Linked DNA regions of Homo sapiens: region 1 is linked to region 2. A link is a contact called in ENCODE Hi-C or POLR2A ChIA-PET data. All regions are on one chromosome and are shown on one strand. The core of a region is the stretch at or near the end of the contact, and the rest is flanking DNA. Distances in the headings are between cores, read along the strand shown. Region 1 overlaps PRKCZ (protein kinase C zeta). Region 2 overlaps TNFRSF14-AS1 (TNFRSF14 antisense RNA 1).

Region 1 (5,471 bases), core at 2,915-5,414, 370 kb after region 2:
CAACTGCGCCCTGAGCACGTGCCCAAGAGAAATAAACACGTGTCCACCCAGAAGCGGGTTCACAGGTGCTCACAGCAGCACGAGTCCACCCAGAAGCGGGTTCACAGGTGTTCACGGCAGCACAATTCACAATGGCCAGAAAGTGGAGGCCACCCTATGTCCACTGAGGACGGATGCAGAGGTGCAGTCTCCACGCAGTGGACGCAGTGGGTGGGGTTCAGCGCAGGAAGGAGGCAGTGCCACGTGCTACTGTGTGGGTGCAGCTTGTGGAGACAATGCTGAGGGGAGGGCAGGCACGAAAGGCCGCGGTGTGCCCAGGTCCACTTCCATGACATGTGCAGACCAGGCAGAGCCACACAGCCTGGCGGAGCAGCCACTGCAGGGTGTGGGGAGAGGCTGGAGTGGGTTCGGGTCTTCTCTGGGTACAGGGTGATGAAAGTGATCGCGATGACGTCATGTAACTCTGGGATTGCTCAGAACCACTGAGTTGCAGGCGTTGGGTGAATGGGAGGAGGACCTTCCTTCTGCCAAGGTCACATGGGGGTGGTGGTGACCCCACACCAACCCTGCTGAGGACAGCTAAAGCAATCTGGCCAAAACAGCCACACTTCTTCCTAAAAGCCTCAAGAGCTGATGGGTGGCAAGGAAACGGCAGAGGCAGGGTCGGCGGTCGGTGGCAGAGGCAGGGCCGGCGGTCGGTGGCAGAGGCAGGGCTGGCAGTCGGTGGCAAGCCCTTCGCAGGCCTCTCAGGCTGGGATGGAAGTCACAACACAGCCCGCAGCAGCCAGGAAGAAGCAGGGTGATGGAAGCCGCCCCTGTGGGCAGCCACGGGGGTGATTCTGCAGTGGTGGGACCCAGGTGGGAAGCCAGGGCCGCTGACTACCTTCCGAGAGACAGCCCGCGGCAAGTGTGTGCCAGAGATCACCTGGCGTGCTCGCTGCAGGGACGCAGACCTCTCCCAGCTAGAGGCCAAGGGTGGCTTCATGGTCTCCTTGAGTTCCGGCTCGGGCAGGGTTGGACTCACACTCAGATTAGACAGTGCTCCGAAGAGAAGGAGCCCGTCACTCCACAGGCAGCCATCTGTCCTCATCTGTCCACTCCCGGTAAACCAAGAGTGGTTGAGAGACAAGATCAGGGGCCCGGCTGGCACCAAGGCTGCACCCAGGATCGGGCTCTCCCTGGATCCCATGGTGCTGGTGGGCCCCATACGGTGGTGGGCTTGGAAGAGAGAGGGTGGGAAAGGCACGGGGGAGACTGAGCTGAGACGGGCGAGGGGAGGTGGCTGGGAGCGGGGATGCTGGCTCCTCACGTAATTCTACTAAGCACCTGCTACGGGTTCAGCCGGGTGGTACCTGGACCTGAGTGTGTGTGTGGACCGGAGGGGTTCTGTGGGCCAGAGACAAGGGGATGCCACCACTAACACCAGCTAGGCCAGGTGTGGCCTGAGATAGGGGAACGCCACCAGTAACCCCACTAGGCCAGGGGTGCCTGAGCCAGAGAAAAGGGACGCCACCTCTAACCCCGGCCTGGGCGTGAGGATGACTGACAGTTAGAACCAAAGGCAGATCTCTTCTCCCTTATGCTACCAGAGGCATAAATTTAAATGAAGAATTTGCGAAGGTGATTCCGTGGCAGGTGCCTATGCTCAGAACATTTCTAAGTGTGTGCATCTGACAACCGCACGACAGAGAATGGCCCCGTCCTAGTTTGGCAGCAGCCCAGCTGGGCTCTGGAAGGGCTGTATGTAGGAAGGGGTGTGGGCACGTTCTGACCACTTCACTCCCCACCTTCCCCCACGGTCCCACACATGCACAGGCAAAGCAAGGCCTTCGACTAGAAAGTGACTTGTTGGGCTGTGTGGACAAGGGCCCCCACTGACCACAGGGGCCAGGGAGTGACCTCCCACGCTGGCCGAGGCTGCCTGGAAAAGTTGGGTGGGGTGGAGGACAGAGCTAGAGCTGGGCTTTCTCCTGATTCAGTTCAACCTCCTCCAAAATGCACTGAACGAGCTATCCAATCTGCTTTTTTCCTTGAGAGTGTATTTTAAAGGTTTTATTTCAGTAGCTCTGCAACCATTTACACAGCTGGAAACAAATTCCACAGACGCTCCTCAGCTTCAGACAAGGTCACCTCCCAATAAACCCTCCATGTGCTGGAAACATCCTAGGTGGAGACTGCGCTTCCCACACAGAACCCACGACCGAGCGGCGCTGGAAACATCCTGGGTGGAGACTGCACTTCCACACAGAACCCACGACCAAGCGGCGCAGCCTTACCTGCCTTAACCTGACAGACACACGCCAGCCTACAGTCCGGCAAAACCCCCTGCACGCAGAGCCCCTCGGGACATTCGGCCCCCTCCTGATCACGTGGCCCGCTGGGGCTGCAGTCACCGCCCCTCATCACAGGAGAGTACTGACCTCATACGGCCAGCTGGGGAACGGTCAAAACTCAAAGTAGTTTCTACCGAATGCACCCTGCTCACACACCACCGAAATCAGATTCCTAAATCGAGCCAGTGTACGTCGCACCCTGTCCACAGACTCACTCTCCTTCAATACCCGACGCTAAAGCTCAAGCCGTGAACGCTGCGACTGCTGGTCCTGTCCAGTAACTGCTGATAAAACCGGCCATGAAACCAAAGCAAACGCCCTTCTCTAGGCCGGCCCCCACTATCAGATCCCTGTGGAACCAACAGCCAATGTGCTCACAGGTCAGGACGCATGTGCCGCTAGCTCCTGGCGGCACCAAGCCAGCACAGTCGAGGGTTGCCAGGAAGCGCCATGGGCCGAGCTCGTCCGGCCCCTCACTCTCCTGGCTCCGGAGGACGAAATGTGTCTCCCCATCCCTCCTCGGGGCCCTGGAGGGTGGTCCCCCATTCCCAGCTGACCCTTCTGGGAGACAGGAGCCTTGGCTCCACGCAAGTGGGGCCATGTCAAAGACCAGCCCGGCGGTGCGCGAGCTCACACAGCCCACCCGGCCCACACAGCCCCGGCTCTGTCCACCAGATTATAGGGGTTGGAGGGGTTGGGGGTGTAGGGGTTGGAGTGGGGTTGGGTGGATATTGGGGTGGGGGTTGAGTTGGGGGTTGGGGTGGGAGTTGGGCTGGGGGTTGGGTTGGTGGTGGGGTGAGGGTTGGATGAATTTGGGGTTGGGATGGATATTGGGGTTCGGATGGGGTGGGGTGGGGGTTGGGTGAATATTGGGGTTGGGGTTGGGATGGGGGTTGGGTAGATTTGGGGTTGGGATGGGGATGGGGGTGCAAATAGGCTTTGTGATGCTTTACCAAGTCCCAGTCTATGCTGCGGAAGAACGCGTGGGACTTGATGTCAGAAAATCCAGTCTGTGGCCGGCAGCCGAGCCTCTCTTTGGGGTCCTGGAGGTCAGAGTTCAAACAAGGACAAGTCAGCCCCATCCCGGAAGCCCCATGACCCCCTCTCCTTGGTGGCCACTCCCAGTGCTGACAAGCCCTCCCCCGATGCTCTGACCCAGGTGGTGGAAATCAGATGTTTCCTTTATTGAAAGTTCCTTCCCCGTACGTTAAGCTCCGTTCCATTTTCCTTGGGCACACATTCTCATTTTGTTAGGTGTGAGTAAAAACGGACGATTCACAGAACACAGAGCTCAAATACTGAAGCGGAAAATCAACCCACACACCCGATACACAGCAGCCGACATGAAAAAATGGCCAACAGCCGTGCCTGGCCCTCTGCCCACCAACACCGAGGCCACAAACGAGATTTTGTCAGCATGGCCAGAAACGTACCTTATTTAAAAATCCTTTTAAAACATGGGAGGCTTTGACGGACAGGAACCGGGGGATCCGGATGGGCTTCTCCAGGATCACTGCAAGGGCGGAGCCTGGTGAGGACTTGCCTGTGTTGTGTGCCATTTGCCCAGTGCCGCCCAGACTCTGACTCTGAGCAAGAGCTTTGGGAGCTCAGCCTTGGGGCCCCGGAGCCCCTCCCTTCCTACAGCCCAGCAATATCTATAACCCGGAGTCCCGCCGGGTCCTCCCTGGGCCTCCTGGTTACATGCGCTGGCACGTGTCGTAGGATCGGACGTGAACCAGCAGCTCCCCTTCCTCAGCCCCAAGATCGCAGGTACACGGGTGCCTCTGCAGGCTGGCCACCAGAGGGCACCGCGGAGACAGCCGCGTTCCCAGATCCCACATCCCCACAGCACTGAATTCCAGACCAGGAGCAGGTCCCGGGGCCTCCAGGTGGGAAGGAGCCCATGATGGTGGCTGTGGGTTTTGGGGGTGGGGGCTGTGCTTTCAGCTCGGTACAGCCTCGGTCAAGGACATGCTGGGGCTCCAGCATGTGCTGCTGGCCAGGGCAGGAGGGAGTTGGAGCTGAATGGGGACAGGTTCTCTTTCCTGCTGACCCACAGGTGTGGTAACCCCACCCCACGGCCCGGGGAGTGGCATGTGACACAGGGTCTGGCCAGGAGGAATGGTTCCCGGTACGCTTTGCATGGCACTGCCGCTCCAGGCACCCGCGGGACCCCTCCACCTGCACCTTTGAAAAGGAAGGAAGACAGTCGTGCAGGTGAGGGGTACGAACGCACAGCGGGGCACGCACCTTGGAAAAGGTAGTCCTCTGTGTTCATGTCCGGGTTGTCGGTGATGATGTCGAACGGGGAGCGCCCGGCCATCATCTCAAACATGAGGACTCCCAGCGCCCACCAGTCCACGCTGAACCCTGGGGGAGAGCACACAGCCATCACCGAGTGGGGCCACATGGGCCGGCAGCAGGACGAACCTGGCTGGCGTTGGTTTTCATGCCCAGTTGACACGAGTGTGAGCCAGGCTTGAGCAGGCGGCACACAGGCCTCTGTGACTTCCACTTCCCAAACAGAACCAGCACCTCCACCTGGCAGCTCGGCCTCCCTGCCACCGTCCCTGACACTACGGAGGTCTCCCAGGCTGCCTCTGGGCTGTCGGTCCTGCCAGGGCACCTGTGACCACACCGGCACGAGGCACTGGTGGAACCTGCGGACGACCCTCCTCTCTCGTTTCTGCTTCTACAGAACTAAGCTTGAAGAAGCCCTTTCGCTGCAGTAACGGAAATACTCTCCTGTGTTTCCTTCTACAGCCATTTTGTTTTTTAAAAAGGTTCAAGTAGTCAACCTGTTGGGAATGTGTTCCAGCGAATGAGGGGTGGGAGACCCTGACCCGTTTTGCCCAAGGACAGCAGCTGTCTCTGCGTCCCCGGAAGTCCCCCTGGTCCCTGCTGAGGTGAGACGCTGCCGCTGTCCCACACGGAATCCCCATCCCAAGCTGGGTTCTAGACTATATTCCAGTCCTCCAATCTGCTGTCTGTCCTTCTCTGGCTACTGAGACTTCCATTGTGGCCGCTGGGGAGCCCAGTTATCCCAGCGGCGAGTGACCTGCCCGCCCTGCCTGCCCCACACCCATTCTGATGGCAAAAAAAATGTGTAAAAATGTCTGAAGGCACACCATGCATGCC
Region 2 (6,163 bases), core at 2,225-4,724:
GCAGAGCTCCAGAAGGGAGGGAACTGCACAGACAGAAAGCTCCAGAAGGCTGCCTGAGGGCCTCTGAGGCCTCCGGAGTCAGGCGCCATGGATGTGGAAGGTGGACTCTTCAGCATGGATGGGACCCTAGGGGGCTGTGGACCCCCGGCCCCTGGGACTCACAGGTGGGAGACAGGAGTTCCAACCGCCAGGGGGAGAGTCCTGGAGGATCCTGGGCTGTTGGCAGCCACCCAGCAGGGCCCGTCCTGGGAGTGGGGCTGGACTCTTCCTGCAGGAAAGGCTGGGCTGGACCTGCTCTGAGAGGCTTCAGAACCAGCCACACGAAGACCAAAGTGAAGAGCAAGGAGCTGAACTCCACGCAGAACACAGCGCAGCGTCCTTTAAAGGAAGGCCAAAAACAACCCAACAAAAATGCCAGGTGATCAAAGCGGTCACAGCACAATGTCCACATCCAACGAGAAATTGCTACTACGTCCAGACGCAGGGAAAGGTGGCCGTGGGAACGTGAGTCAGCAGCAACAGGCCCAGAAGGGCAGCCACGGTGGACTTGTCAGACGTGGACCCTGAAATGACAATCACAGCATGATTTCAGGCAGGAGCCTGAAATGGTACAGCTTTGGACATCGGTTTGGCAAATTCTTTTAGAGAGAAACACACACCTTCCCTAGGACCCAGCAACTCCACTCCTAATAACCAAGTGAAATGGAAGGAGTTGTCCTCAGCAAAACGTGTGTGCGGAAGTTCACAGTCACTTTCTCGGTGATAACCAAGAGCTGGAAACCACTGCAACACCCACCAGCAGGTGAACGGATTAACACACTGGGCTAGGGCCACACAATGAGATGCTCCGTGGCAACACAAAATGAACCGTGGACACACACTGCACGGCGGATGAATATGCAGACATCAGGCCACGTGAAGGGAGCCAGGCCCCGAGGCGCCACGCTTTGTGATTCAGGTGAAATTCTGGGACAGGCAGATCTAACCTGCAGGGAGAGAGAGGTCAAGGATGATGGGGCCAGGGCTGGGGAGGGGTTGGGAAGGGGCTCATGTTGCTGGGGTGTCAAAACAAAGCAAAGGGCCACAGACTTGGGGGCTCAAGAAATGGAAACACAATGGTGTCATGGTTCTGGGGGCTGGAAGTCCAAGATGCAGGGGCAGGTGGGGTTGGTTCCCTCCTGGGCCTGCAGATGGTACCTGCTCCCTATGTCCTCACAGGGTGGTCCCTCTGCGCCCAAGACCCGGCTGCCTCCTCCTCTTCCTGGCTGCAGGGAGTGCTTGTGTCTGAAGAACGCCAGGCTGGTGTCCCCAGAGGGCGGCTGGAGGGGCTCAGAAACCATTTTCACCTTCTGTCTCCTCCATGTCTGCACTGTTTGGGTTTGTACCCGCCTGTGTCGCTTTTGCACGGGAAGTGAGATGGAGAGACACGTGAACCACCATTGCTGGGGTTCCAGCATGGGGCCCCAGGGGACCCATGGCTTTCCCAGAAGGAAGCTCTGCCATTGGACAGCCGGTCTCAGGCTGCTGCACAGGCCCCTCCCCGCCCTCAGCCCTGGCCTGCGGGAATCAGGAAAGGGTGGGGTCCAGCTGCATTGCGAATGGACTAAAGCCACTGATTTGCACACTTGCCAATGGCTGAAATGGTCAATAAAACGTCATGTACCTTTTGCCACAGGAAAGAAAGCACGCAGCCAAAGAGCGCAAAGAGGCTCAGAGGAGGCCCGGGTGCCCTGGAGAGACGCTGCGTCCTGACGACACAGCATCCCTGTCCCGCAGCGGAGATTTCCCAGATGAAGGATTCCCCGGCGGGAGACAGGGCCCTGCACACAGGTCCTCTGCCACGCTGCTCACCATGCCTGTGTGTTATCTCCCCATGAAAAGTCACCTAGGCCGAGCATGGTGGCTCACGCCTGTAATCCCAGCACTTTGGGAGGTGGAGGCGTGCGGATCATCTGAGATCAGGAGTTTGAGACCATCCTGAGTAACATGGTGAAACCCCGTCTCTAGGAAGAATACAAAAATTAACTGGGCATGGTGTCAGGTGCCTTGTAATCCCAGCTACTCGGGAGGCTGAGGCGGGAGAATCGCTTGAACCTGGGTGGCGGAGGTTGCAGTCACAGCGTTTGCAGCGAAGCGGCTCCCAGAGCTGGGAGGAAAGCCCCGCCTGCAGCCAAGCTCCTGCTCCACCACCCCAGGTGCAGAGGGGCTGCCCCAGGCGGGGGACTCCAACTCCCTCTCAGCCAGGGCCAGGCCTGTGGGGTCCGGGCCTTCTCAGGGCCGAGGCCTCACTGCCCGAGCACGGGCCCTGCCTGCGGCAGTTACGCGGATGGTTCCTTTTTAAACGCAGGAGCTGCCGTCATCTTCTCTCACTCAGTGGTCATCACGGAAAGTGAAAACGACGGTGCTGCTCCTCCCACGGAGGAGAGACAAGCTCACAGGTGGGGAAGCCAGACCCTCGAGGATGAAGTGGGGGGCACAGCCCTGTCCTCCCTCAGATGCCCCAAGATAGGCCAGGGTGGGAGAAGGGGGCACCTGTCCCAGGCACTGGGTGGCCGCTGCCCGGCAGAGGGTCTCTGCCCCCATCAAAGGGAAGTGGAGGCCCCCAGGGTAGATTCTGTTTGGCCTGCATTTATGTAGCACCTACTTTATGTCTGGAAGTCGGGGGGCCCATGGGCAGGATCTGTTCAGCCCACATTTATGAGGCACCTGCTGTATGCCTGGCAGTGAGGGTGGGGCCCCAGGGGCAGGCTCTGTTCAGCCCACATTTATGAGGCACCCACTATATGCTGGGCAGTGGGTACAGGGATGGCTGCCCAGGCTGGCCTGTCCCACGGAGGAGAGACAGGCTCACAGCGGGGAAGCCAGAACCCCAAGTGTGAAGTGGGGGGCATGGGATCAGAGGCGGCCCAGACCCCATGAGCTGGGGCTGCACCAGGCACAGAAAGAGCAGTGGCAGCGACTCATGGCTTCAGGCTGCTCAGGTCCTGCCTGGGCCGACTGCAGGAAAAAACAAGGACTTCCGCCTCCCTGCGGTCCCTCCCCTACACCCGCCCACGTGGCCAGGACGTGAATGTCACCATGGGGACTTCCGCAGGGCCTAGTGCTTTCCTTTTTGTTTTTTGTGTTTTGTTTTTTTTTTTTTGAGTCTGGCTCTGTCACCCAGGCCGGAGTGCAACAGCGCGATCTTGGCTCACTGCAAGCTCCGCCTCCTGGGTTCACGCCATTCTCCTGCCTCAGCCTCCGGAGTAGCTGGGACTACAGGCGCCCGTCGCCATGCAAGGCTGATTTTTTGTATTTTTAGTAGAGATGGGGTTTCACCGTGTTAGCCAGGATGGTCTCGATCTCCTGACCTCGTGATCTTCCCGCCTCGGCCTCCCACACTGCTGGGATGACAGGCGTGATCCATCGCACCCGGCCAGGGCCTGGTGCTTTCCCAGACAGGTGACTGCCCGTCTGGTCTCGGCTTCCCCTAAGCAACATCCCAGGATCCTGCGGAAAGACCCACCCAGGCCTGGGCCTTCCCTGCTCGGTGCAGGGCTGTGGGCGCGACCCCTGGCAGCAGGCCAGGACGTGGGGGGCCGCCCTGCCAGAGCTGGGACAGGGCCAAGGGACCCTCCACCTCTGAATTTGCCTTGGGAGCTGAGACTTCTGATGGGAGACCTCAGACCTCTGTCTGTCTCTTCCTCTGTCTCTTCCTCTGAGCCACAGGGGCTGCAGGTCCAAGCCTTTTGCCTGGACAGGCCGCTAGCCACCAGGGGGCAGCAAAATCCAGGCCCTGCCTCCCCGGCCGCAGGTGCCACTTCCTAGAACCTGGGCTCCCTGTGCCATCACCTGCGTGCCTAACCCTGGGTGTGCATTTGGGGCCACACTCACTGCAGCCCTTTAAGAATCCACCCCCTCCTCCCTCCCCTCCCCCTGGGAAAACACAAGGGCTGCCCTCCATGGTCTGGTTGTCAGTGAGGGACACGGGGCTGGGCCCAGACACTAGAATAAATTATTCGGGTAATACATGGTTCGATGAGGGGCCAGGTGAGCCCGTGGGGGTTGGGCAGCCATGGTCGGGTTGGATCACGGTCCAAGGCCGGCCCCCACTGCTGCAGGGCCTCAGCCCACTCTCACTTCCTGTGTCTCTGTCATGGTCCCAGAGTGCAGGAGCCCCGTTTGCTCATCTCTAAAATGGAGTCATGTCGCTCTGCCTCCCGAGCTATTGGGAGGTGACTGGCGGACACTCCCACAGGTGGCTGGTACACAGCAGGGCTCACAGGGGCACTGGACAAACCGGGGCTCCCCCAGATTGCTGTGGGCAGGGAGGAGCTGTCCCCAGCTCAGAGCAGCCCTGACGGGCTTTCCAGCAGGGGCCAGGGTAGAGGCCAGCGGGGCAGGGCCCCAGCCCAGGGAGCCCCGAGCTCCCTGCCCACGTCTTGAGCAGAAGCCTCCAATCTCAGGGGCTGCAGTCGGCCAAGCTGTGGGCCAGAAACTCAGGCAGAAATTGCAGGGCTAGTGCCTTTATTAAAGCTCCATGGAGGGGCAGCTCCAAGGCCTGCACGCCACAGTTGGCCGCCATTGCCCAACTGACACAGCACATCCCCCCCGCAGTGCCTCCACAGCCCCACACCCCGGGGCAATTAGCACAGGGCCATGCCCTTCCATTGCGCAGCGTTCACCCACCCCACCACCACTTCAGCATAAACCGTGGAGTCCTTTCCCAGGCTGGACGGAGCCGGGGTCCAGCTGCGGGGCCTGGCTGGGGAAGCGCTGCCCGGCTGGGGAGGCGCTCCCCAGGCCCTCCCCACACACCTGCCCCTCCCCGCCGGGCGCATCCCCACCTCCCGCTGCCTCAAACCGCCTTCCTAACAACACCCTTTCCCCAGAGCCCCACCTCCAATATGTAGACTGGCCGCTCCCTCCATGGGAGGGGCTGCTCAGCCCACGCCCCGCCCTGGCGCTAGGCACCAAGCAGGAGGGGAACGGAAATCCTCTCTGGTTCGCTGGGAGATGGGGAGCCTGGCAAAGTGGCCACCAGGGCGTCCACCGGGTCCCCTGTGGGCGGGGTTGCTGGGCGCTGCTCCTGGGCAGAGGCCGAGGTCTCTCCGGCCCGTTGCTCTTCATTCACCGTGGCCTGAGACTCCCCAGTACTCGGTGGAGGGAGAAGGCCGGAAGGCTTCCCGGAGGCGGCGCGCCAGGCCTTCCCTGAGGTCCATCCGCGGCGCTCTCGGCGGCCCGGGCTCCGGGAATGAGGTGGCTGGTGAGGCCCGCGGAGTGGGAGGCCGGTAGGACGCGCGTCCTGCCCAGCGCAGGCGACAGACACCCCTGCCGCCACCCCCGCCAGGCTCGCCGGGGACGTTTCCTGTTCTGTCCCCAGCTGGGAGCTGGGCTGGCACCGCACGAACTTCTCGGACAGCAGGGAGAGCAGAAAGGTGGCAAGGAGCGCCCACCCGCCCCTGCCTGGCCCCGCAGGAGGGCCCTGCGCTACCGCCGCACCGCCACGCTCTTCACTCTGGAGCACCGGCCTCAACGAGCGCGCGGGGCGGAGGGCGGCCGGGAGGCGGCGGCGGCGCAGGTGGTGGAGGCGTCTTTATGGGCGCCAGGCAGTGGTGCACGCTTTCCCACGCCCGGCAGCCAATTGGAGGCCAGGGCCAGAAGAAGCACGGCCCCGCCCCCTAGCTCCGGGCCGGGCCACCCCCACCCCCACCCCCCTCACCCCCCACACCCCCCACTCCCCGCTCCCCCCGCCCCCGGCCTCCAGCAGGGCGATGTGGGTAGGCGTGGCTGGGGGGTCACGTGGGACCTGACCGGGAGGAGGAGCCTGCCCATACGTCCCTCCGTCAAACCTGCTCCCTCCCTGTCCCCAGCTTTCCGACCACCTGACCTGTCCTCCATCTGACAGTCTTCCAGCCTGGCCAGGAGCAGCCCCAGCCCAGGCACCTGCCCGGGCCTGGCCTCCTCAGGGGTGAGGACAGGGGCCGCAGAGGCAGCTCCAGCTGTGGAAGCAACAGGGAGACAGGCCAGGGAAGGGGCTGAGCCGCAGCTACTGCACAGGGGGGCCAGGGCCACTGCTCCAGGAAGCCCCCACCCTCCTCCTGCACTTCCTGATAATCCAGGCCAGCGGCCACCTCCCCCAGGAAGCCCCCGACCCTTCCCTCCCCTGGGCTGGCTCTCATAT

The links. A loop is a pair of places that touch in the nucleus more often than their neighbours do. ChIA-PET counts read pairs that join two places held with the same protein, here RNA polymerase II (POLR2A). Pooled maps may share reads with other maps.
Region 1: a map of ovary shows a loop between it and region 2 (1.9-fold over the local background). The contact joins two enhancer-like sites. A Hi-C loop is called at or near these places in 5 of 168 maps with a recorded cell type or tissue (B cell, heart left ventricle, ovary and 1 more) and 13 of 50 pooled maps. POLR2A ChIA-PET finds 5 or more read pairs at or near these places in 3 of 52 experiments (A673, activated B cell and activated naive CD4-positive, alpha-beta T cell).

The regions. Positions count from the first base shown.
Region 1 is chr1:2,173,129-2,178,599 of GRCh38, reverse strand. PRKCZ (protein kinase C zeta) reads right to left here. Exons shown (of 18, transcript NM_002744.6): 14 at 4,584-4,703; 15 at 3,767-3,846; 16 at 3,287-3,376. Among named protein-coding and RNA genes, the nearest start is that of PRKCZ-AS1, 8.0 kb to the left of the region's middle. RefSeq lists an enhancer at 2,426-3,034 and a silencer at 4,588-4,754. Within about 2 kb of position 4,164, at least 7 of the 41 ENCODE cell types and tissues checked have a DNase peak (open chromatin) inside an H3K27ac peak, as active enhancers do.
Region 2 is chr1:2,545,787-2,551,949 of GRCh38, reverse strand. TNFRSF14-AS1 (TNFRSF14 antisense RNA 1) reads left to right here. Exons shown (of 7, transcript NR_037844.2): 5 at 1-958; 6 at 1,219-1,377; 7 at 1,676-2,030. Among named protein-coding and RNA genes, the nearest start is that of TNFRSF14, 7.5 kb to the left of the region's middle. RefSeq lists enhancers at 467-1,666, 2,883-3,752. Within about 2 kb of position 3,474, at least 38 of the 41 ENCODE cell types and tissues checked have a DNase peak (open chromatin) inside an H3K27ac peak, as active enhancers do.